Regions from separate parts of the Homo sapiens genome. Here region 2 is linked to region 1. Evidence: chromatin contacts called from ENCODE POLR2A ChIA-PET data. All regions are on one chromosome and are shown on one strand. The core of a region is the stretch at or near the end of the contact, and the rest is flanking DNA. Distances in the headings are between cores, read along the strand shown.

Region 1 (4,665 bases), core at 774-3,273:
AGAAATCACACTTCCTCTGTTCCTCCACAAGGTGTGTGATAAAAGACCATCTGGGCTTCTACCAGAGATCAGCTTTGTAAACAGGTGACAGGTGGAGAGACAGCCTGCACCTCCTCATCACATTCTGTCATGGCTGAACTGTATCCCTCTCAAACTCCTATGGCAAAGCCCTTCCTGACCTCCACCTGAGACTGGGACTGTATTTAGAGACAGGTTCTTTTTCTTTTTCTTTTCTTTCTTTTTTTTGAGACAGAGTCTCACTCTGTTGCCCAGGCTAGAGAACAGCAGTGCCATCTTGGTTCATTGCATCCTCCACCTTCTGGGTTCAAGTGATTCTCCTGCCTCAGCCTCCTGAGTAGCTGGGATTACAGGCATGCGCCACCATACCCAGCTCGTTTTTATATTTTCAATAGAAACAGGATTTCACCATGTTGGCCAGGCTGGTCTTGAACTCCTGACCTCAAGTGATCCACCCATCTTGGCCTCCCATAGGCCAAGGGATTACAAGCATGAGCCACCATACCCGGCCGGAGACAGGATTTTTAAATAGGTAATCAAAGTAGAATGAAGCAGTTAGGGTGAGCCCTAATGCAGTCTGACTGGTGTCCTTGTAAGAAGAGGAAATCTGGGCCAGGCGTGGTGGCTCACGCCTGTAATCCCAGCACTTTGGGAGGCCGAGGCGGGCGGATCACTTAAGGTCAGGAGTTCGAGACCAGCCTGGCCAACATGGTGAAACCACATCTCTACTAAAAATACAAAAATTAGCTGGCTGTGGTGGCAGGCACCTGTAATCCCAGCTACTTTGGAGGCTGAGGCAGAAGAATCGCTTGAATCTGGGAGGTGAAGGTTGCAGTGAGCCAAGATCGTGCTACTGCACTCCAGCCTGGGCAACAAAGTGAGACTCCATCTCAAAAAAAAAAAAGAAGAAGAAGAAGAAATCTGGATACAGATACACCCAGAGGGATGATCCTGTGAGGACCCAGGGAGAAGACACCATCTCCAAGCCAGGCAGCGAGGCCTCAGAAGAACCAACCCTGCCGACACGTTGATATTGGACTTCTGGCTTCCAGAACTGTGAAACAAAACAATCTGTTGTTTAATCCACTCTGCCAGTGGTATTTTGTTATGGCAGCCCTAGCAGACTAACACAGACTCCAGGCTGAAGAGGATTTATGTGAACTAATACTAGTCAACAGGGAAGAGGAGTTGATTCAGGCAGGGGTAAAAAATCAGGATCCCGGCCAGGCACGGTGGCTCACGCCTATAATTCCAGCACTTTGTGAGGATCACTCGAGCTCAGGAATTTGAGACCTGCCTGGGCAACATAGTGAAACCCTGTCTCTATGAAAAGAAAATACAAAAATTAGCCAGGCATGGTAGCGCACACATGCCTGTAGTCTCAGCTACTTGGGAGGCTGAGGCAGGAGGATGGCCTGAGCCCAGGAGGCAGAGGTTGCAGTAAACTGAGATCATGCCATTGCACTCCAGCCTCAAAAAAAGAAGAAGGATTCTGTTGGACTCACCCAAGTTTTTATTAATTTATTTATTATTTTGGTTTTTGGTTACCCAGGCTGGAGTGCTGGAGTGCAGTGGTGCAATCTCGGCTCACTGCAACCTCCGCCACCCAGGTTCCAGAAATTCTCTTGCCTCAGTCTCCCAAGTAGCTGGGATTACAGGTGCCTGCCATCACGCCCGGCTAATTTTTGCATTTTTAGTAGAGACGGGGTTTCGCCATGTCAGCAAGGCTGGTCTCAAACTCCTGACCTCAAGTAATCCACCCACCTTGGCCTCCCAAAGTGCTGGGACTACACACGTGAGCCACCACGCCTGGCCTCTCACCAAGTTTTTAGGTAAAGAGTTCTTGCAGCCGATCTGTAAAGGGCTGGAGTAGTTCACTAGGTCTCCAAGCTCCAACCCGTGTTCTTCCCACCACACTGCAGCACTAATTCTGAAACACACCATCAGGAGGCTCTGCTTTAAACAGGAGGTGCTTGTAGCTAACTGATGAAGACTCCGGAAGCTGAACTGTGTGACACCACAGACCTCATGCTGCCCTTCCTGTTCATGGCTGCTCTGTGAAACCGTAGTGTGTCATCAGATAAAAGCAGCGAAAAAACAAAAAACAAAAAAAACTGGTTCATTTAGGACCATTATAACTTTTTTTTTTTTTTAAAGAGCTTTAATGATAAGATTTTTAAATCCAGAGTTAATTTATTTCTATTAGCCTTCACTTCCAAAATCAAAGCTGTAAATCAGGCTTGGTAGAGCACCTGGGTTCAGGGCTCAAAAGGGCACTTGATGAAAATGTTTTTCTTGGGCCGGGCGCGGCGGCTCACGCCTGTAATCCCAGCACTTTGGGAGGCCGAGGCGGATGAATCATGAGGTCAGGAGATCGAGACTATCCTGGCTAACACGGTGAAACCCCGTCTCTACTAAAAATACAAAAAAAATTAGCCGGGTGTGGTGGTGGGCGCCTGTAGTCCCAGCTACTCGGGAGGCTGAGGCAGGAGGATTGCTTGAACCCAGGAGGCGAAGCTTGCAGTGAGCCAAGACGGGGCCGCTGCACTCCAGCCTGGGCGACAGAGCAAGACTCCATCTCAAAAAAAAAAAAAAAGATAAACTATTCTCTAACACAGAAAAATTCTAAAAATGATGCTGAAACATTGAGCAAGTTTGAAAATGATACCATTAGAATCTGTCTACAGCTGGACATACCAAGACCTTCTGGGAACCAGTTTTCTTAGTTGAAAAAAGGGTTGACTGGATGAGTCTTCTCCTCCAAATCTAAGTTTTATGCATTATAACATTTAGTTACCTACCTTAAAAAAAAGAATGTTGACCCTAAGCTTTTGTGTCCTATATCATTGTTTAAATCTGTATTATAAAGAATTTTGCTAATTCAACTCTCAACTCTTTTTTGAGACAGAGTCTTCCTCTGTCCCCAAGGCTGGAGTGCAGTGGTGCAATCTTGGCTCACTGCAACCTCTGCCTCCCAGGTTCAAGCGATTCTCCTGCCTCAGCCTCCCAAGTAGCTGGGACTACAGGCATTCGCCACGATGCCTGGCTAATTTTTTTTATTTTTAATAGAGACAGGGTTTCACCATGTTGGCCAGGCTGGACTCAAACTCCTGACCTCAGGTTATCCACCTGCCTCAGCCTCCCAAAGTGCTGGGATTACAGGGGTGAGCTACTGCGCCCCGCCCAACTCTCAACTCTTACTCACTGAATTTCTGTGCATAAGTCCAAGAAATGTGACGATCACCAAAGCCTTAAAAAAATTCCTTTTTTTTTTTGAGCCAGGGTCTCACTCTGTCACCCAGGATGGAGTGCAGTGGTGCAAGAGCTCCAGGCTGAGGCTCCAGGGATCCTCCCACCTCAGGCTTCTGAGTAGCTGGACTACAGGTGTGCACCACCATGGCCAGATAATTTTTGTAGTTTTGGAGAGACAAGGTTTTGCCATGTTGCCCAAGCTGGTCTGAAACTCCTGGGCTCAAGTGATCCTTCTGCCTTCAGCCTCCCAAAGTGCTAGGATTACAGGCATGCATCACTGCACCCAGTGAAGAAAATTCTTTATTCATACCAACTCCTATCAGGGACCCTTGAATGCAGAAGTTGCAAGTTTCACAGAACCAAGTATTCCTGATGCTGATCAAGATGTGCTCCCTCCAGCACCATCCAAACCCTCCACATCCAGTAACGGCAGGAACTGATCTCAGGCCTAATGGTGCGGGCATCCACACTGGCTCTTGTGCTTGCTGACGGCCCGGGGAATTCTTGGAATGGGTGAGGCAGAGGTTCCCTTGCTCACAGCCTCCCTGGGAGGAAGCTCAGTGGCTTCCCCTCCCCGCCAGAGCAAAATCCTATCAGTGGCCTGACCCTGCTGTATCTCTGGTCACTCTGTCCTCTGGCTACTCCTGTCCCCTTCCCATGCCTTGGACACAGGCCCATGCCCCAGATTGCCCTTCCCACCAGCTTGCTCACTTCACCCCAACCTCTGCTTTAAGGTCACGCTGTCAGTGTCCTCTCTGTCTAAAATAGCACTCCCTCCTCCTTCCTCCATACCCCACTTCCCCAGTTTATTTTTCTTCTTAGCATTCAGCATCTGACATCACACAGTCATCTGTCGTCTGTCTCTCGCCAAGAAAGCGTCATTTCTTTCCATGAGAGCAGGGGCTTAGTGTTCAATGCCTTATCCCCAGCACTGAGGTGTTAACAGATCTTGTCCTACCACTGTCATAGCATTCTAGGGCTGCTATAACGAAGTGCCACACACCAGGTGGCTTCAACAACAGAAATGTATTCTCTCATGTTAAGTCTGAAATCAAGGTGTCAAGAGAGCGGCTTTCTTCTGAAGGCTGCATAGACAATCTGTCCCGTGCCTCTCCCCCCGCTGCTAGGAGTTTGCTGTCATTCTTTGGCACTTCTTGGCTTGTAGATGCATCTTTCTGGTCTCTGCCTTCATCCTCACATGGTGCCTTCCCTCATGCATGTCTGTGTCTACATTTCCCCTTTTTCATCAGGACACCAGTCACACTGGATTAGGGCCACCCCCTAATGACCTCCTCTAGCTCGATTAGCTCTGTAAAGATGCTGTTTCCAAATCAAGTTACATACTGAGGTACTAAGGGTTAAGACTCCAGGGTTTCTTTCACGGAGGCCAAAATT
Region 2 (4,665 bases), core at 1,587-4,086, 310 kb before region 1:
CTGAATATGTTCATGTGTTTGGGAGGAGCAGAAAGCAGAAGCGGTGAGGAGGGTGCAAGCAAACCTGGTTCCACGTGTATCAAACTGAACAGTCAGAGAAAGGCCCAGGTGGGAGGATCTCTTAAGGCCAAGAGTTCGAGACCAGCCTCCGCAGCATAGAGAGACCCCATCTCTACAAAAAATTATAAGTAAAGAAATTTTTTGGCCAGGCATGGTGGCTTACACCTGTAATCCCAGCACTTTGGGAGGCCGAGGCAGGTGGATCCCTTGAGGTCAGGAGTTTGAAAGCAGCCTGGCCAACATGGTTAAACCCCATCTCTACTAGAAATACAAAAATTAGCCTGGAATGGTGGTGCACACCTGTCATCTCAGCTACTTGGGAGGCTGAGGCAGGAGAATCACTTGAACCCAGGAGGTGGAGGTTGCAGTGAGCCAAGATCACGCCACTGCAGTCCAGCCTGGGTGACAGAGTGAGACTCTGTCACAAAAAAAAAAAAAAAAAAAAATTAAAAAAAAATTGAACTAGCAGACATGGTGGTTCGCACCTGTAGTCCCAGCTCTTTGGGAGGCTGAGGCAGGAGGATCTCTTAAGCCCAGGAGCTCAAGGCTGCGGTGACCCACGGTCGAGCCATTGCACTCCAGCTTGGGCAACAGGGCAAGATCCTGCCTCTAAAAATTAAATTAACAAAGTTAAATAGAATAAAATAAAACAGAGCATTCTTCTCCCTTTGGGAGGGGATCTGATGATATCTGAGTGTCTGTGGAGCCTCTGACTTCCTCATCTCTAGACTGCCTGGTCCGTGGCAATCTAGAGAGATGCTTCCAGCGAGGCCGCAGCAAAGTCATCCTGATCCCTCAGCCGTAAGAGATACAGCTGGGCCTGGGAGTGGAGAAGACCTTGCAGAAAATTGTGTTTGAGATTCACACCTGTTCATTCAACGGCTCCTGGTTGAGGGCTCAGTGCTCATCACAGCTGCTTCCTCTCATGGCTTGAGGGAGGGTTGGTGGCTCTGGCTGGCTACTGGGGGAGGAAAGAACTTGGGGCTTGGATGGGAGGCCCAGGTGAGGCCCGGATCTTCTTATGGCCAGCCGTGAGGACTGGACATGATGCCTGGCAGTGATAACAGCTCCCTCGCGGTCATTGGCAAGACTAAATAACAGTCTATGCAGACGTGCTTAGGAAATTATAAGGTCTGAGGCAGGCCAGAGGGTCAGGTTAAGAGGGCAGCAACTAGGTGGCATCCAGGACAGGTTTGGCCTTTGTCCAGAGTGGCAGTGGATGACTCTGCCGTCGTCCCCGGCCCCCCACCAGGCCCTGCCATCAGCTACTCAGCTGCCTCGTCCCGTGAGAGCTGAGCCCCTGCCCAAGCTGGTGAGGCCTTCCCACAGCACACCCTGGAGAAGAGGACACTGCAGGAAGCTGCATGTGTTGTGGCCCAAAATCCTGACTGTCGCTCATCCTCCTGGGGTGGGCATGGATCAAGATTTGCCATTGGTGTCTCAGCATCAGCTGGAACTGAGAAGGGAGGGAGGTACTGTGTTGATTAATATCTGAGAACATTCATTCCAATAAAACTCCTTACTCCTAAACAAGTGGACAGCTGCAAGACCACATTTGATGGGACAGTCCAATTCAGAATGGCTAATATCAGTTTTGGATGTTCTCTCTCTCTCTCTCTCTCTTTCTCTCTCTCTCTCCCGCCCCCCATTCTCTTTCTCTCTCTCTCTCTCTCCATATATATATATATATATATATATATTTTTTTTTTTTTTTCTTTGAGACAGACTCTCACTCACTCTGTTGCCCAGGCTGGAGTGCAGTGGCTTGATCTCGACTTATTGCAACTTCCACCTCTCAGGTTCAAGTGATTCTCCTGCCTCAGCCTCCTGAGTAGCTGGGATCGCAGATGCATGCCACCACACCCAGCTAATTTTTGTATTCACCGTGTTGGCCAGGCTAGTCTTGAACTCCTGACCTCAGGTGATCTGCCCACCTCAGCCTCCCAAAGTGCTGGGATTAGAGGCGTGAGCCACTGTGCGCGGCCTCTTTCTGTATTTTTTATTGTAGTAAAACACACATAACGTAAAATGTGCTATTTCAGCCATTTGAAGTACATAGTTCTGTGACATTAAGTACACGCATATCATGCAGCCATCCACCACCATCCCTCTCCGGAGCTTTCTCCTCCTCCCAGACTGAAAGTCTGTACCCATTAAACTGTAACTCCCCACCCCCCCGCCCTCAGCCCCTGGCACCCGCAATTCTACCTTCTGTCTCTATTAATTTGACTATACTAGGTATCTCATAAAAGTGGAATCACAGGCCGGGCGCGGTGGCTCACACCTGTAATCCCAGCACTTTGGGAGGCCGAGGAGGGTGGATCACGAGATCAAGGGATTGAGATCATCCTGGCCAACATGGTGAAACCCCGTCTCTACTAAAAATACAAAAATTAGCTGGGCATGGCGGCACGTGCCTGTAATCCCAGCTACTCGGGAGGCTGAGGCAGGAGAATCGCTTGAACCCAGGAGGCAGAGGTTGCAGTGAACTGAGATCCCGCCACTGCACTCCAGCCTGGCAACAGAGTGAGACTCTGTCTCAAAAAGAAAGAGAGAGGGAAGGAAGGAAGGAAGGAAGGAAGGAAGGAAGGAAGGAAGGAAGGAAGGAAGGGGAATCACAGTATTTGTCTTTTTGCAATGGGCATATTTCACTTAACATAACATCCTCAAGGTTCAGCCGTGTTGGAGCATGTGTCAGAACTTCCTTTTTCTGGCTGGATGTTGCATTGTGTGGTTACAGCATATTTTGTTTATCCATTCGTCTCTCAGTGCACGCCTGGCCTGCTGCCACCTTTTGACTATTGCAAATAATGCTGCTATGAAGGTGAGTGTGCACACACCTGTTTGAGTCTCTACTTCATGCTTTTGATCTCTTTATATTTTAAGAGACAGTTTTTTGGATGTCACTTCTCATCAGTTCATTCCTGGGAAGCTCAGCTGGGAAGTTACTGGTATCTGTCTCATCCAAAAGGTTAAATCTTCCGGTGTCCTGAGTACACACCAGCAATTAGCAAACGCAGGACCACATTGAAATGCCTGTTGCTGAGATTGTTGTCAGCTAAATGATGGGTGCCGGGTAGATAACAGTGAGGTTGCATTTCACAAATGTGTCATCTGACTTTCAGAAACTTCCCATTTCATACCAACTATGATCTGACAGCACCAAAGAAGCTGCAACATGAACTAAGGTGTACCTAGCTTCAGAGAAGAAAAGTGTAAAAGGAACCTCTTTAATTCATTTCCTCACTGATCCTCGCTATTAAATACATTGCCATCAATTAACTTTTCTATTCTCTATTTGGAAATTTCCTTACTAAAGAAAATTCTATCTGATTCTTTCTAAGTAGACTATGAGGCACTATTAACCTAAGTTATACATGAAGGATTATTTCAAGAAATGGGAGGGAGGAGGGTGGCAGGATGGTGTTGGAAAGCGCTATGGTGTGTGTGGACAACAGTGAGTATGTGCAGAATGAGGACTTCTTCCCCACCCAGCTGCAGGCCCAGCAAGACGCTGTCAACATAGTATGTCATTCAAAACCCACAACAGGCCGGGCGCAGTGGTTCACGCCTGTAATCCCAGCACTTTGAGAGGCCGAGGCAGGCAGACCATGAGGTCAGGAGTTCAAGACCAGCCTGACCAACATGGTAAAACCCCGTCCCTACTAAAAATACAAAAATTAGCCGGGTGTGGTGGCAGGCGCCTGTAGTTCCAGCTACTTGGGAGGCTGAGACAGGAGAATCCCTTGAACCCGAGAGGCAGAGGTTGCAGTGAGCTGAGATTGCGCCATTGCACACCAGCCTAGGTGACAGAGCAAGACTCAGTCTCAAAAAAAAAAAAAAAATTAAACAAAATCCACAGCAACCCTGAGAACAACATGGCCCTCATCACACTGGCTAATGACTGTGAAGTGCTGACCACACTCACTCTAGACACCGGCCGCATCCTGTCCAAGCTACACACCGTCCAACCCAAGGGCAAGATCACCTTCTACACTGGCATCCACATGGCCCATCTGGCTCTGAAGCGCTGACGGGGCAAGAATCACAAGACGCATATCATTGCCTTCGTGGGAAGCCCAAAGGCAATGAGAAGGATCTGGTGAAACTGGCTAAATTCCTCAAGAAGGAGAAAGTAAATGTTGACATGATAAATTTGGGGGAAGAGGAGGTGAACAGAGAAAAGCTGACAGCCTTTGTAAACACGTTGAATGGCAAAGATGGAAGCGGTTCTCATCTGGTGGCAGTGCCTCCTGGGCCCAGCTTGGCTGATGCTCTCATCAGTTCTCCGATTTTGGCTGGGGAAGGGGGTGCCATGCTGGGTCTCGGTGCCAGTGACTTTGAATTTGGAGTAGATCCCAGTGCTGATCCTCAGCTGGCCTTGGCCCTCGGGTTTCTATGGAGGAGCAGCAGCAGCGGCAGGATGAGGAGCCCAGACGAGCAGCTGCAGCCTCTGCTGCTGAGGCCAGGATTGCTACAACTGGGACTGAAGGCTCAGACGAGGTCCTGCTGAAGATGACCATTAGCCAACAAGAGTTTGGCCATACCGGACTTCCTGACCTAAGGAAGAGGGGATTGCTTATGTCATGAAGATGTCCCTGCAGG

Evidence for each region. ChIA-PET counts read pairs that join two places held with the same protein, here RNA polymerase II (POLR2A).
Region 2: POLR2A ChIA-PET joins it to region 1 with 10 read pairs in activated T-cell. The contact joins two enhancer-like sites. POLR2A ChIA-PET finds 5 or more read pairs at or near these places in 3 of 52 experiments (HEK293 and activated T-cell).

Annotation. Positions count from the first base shown.
Region 1 is chr21:36,171,374-36,176,038 of GRCh38, reverse strand. All of the region lies in intron 2 of DOP1B (DOP1 leucine zipper like protein B), which reads right to left. Among named protein-coding and RNA genes, the nearest start is that of DOP1B, 17 kb to the right of the region's middle. Within about 2 kb of position 2,023, at least 7 of the 41 ENCODE cell types and tissues checked have a DNase peak (open chromatin) inside an H3K27ac peak, as active enhancers do.
Region 2 is chr21:36,486,227-36,490,891 of GRCh38, reverse strand. All of the region lies in intron 2 of CLDN14-AS1 (CLDN14 antisense RNA 1), which reads right to left. It also overlaps a transcript of CLDN14 not described here and the pseudogene PSMD4P1. Among named protein-coding and RNA genes, the nearest start is that of CLDN14, 8.4 kb to the right of the region's middle. Within about 2 kb of position 2,836, at least 4 of the 41 ENCODE cell types and tissues checked have a DNase peak (open chromatin) inside an H3K27ac peak, as active enhancers do.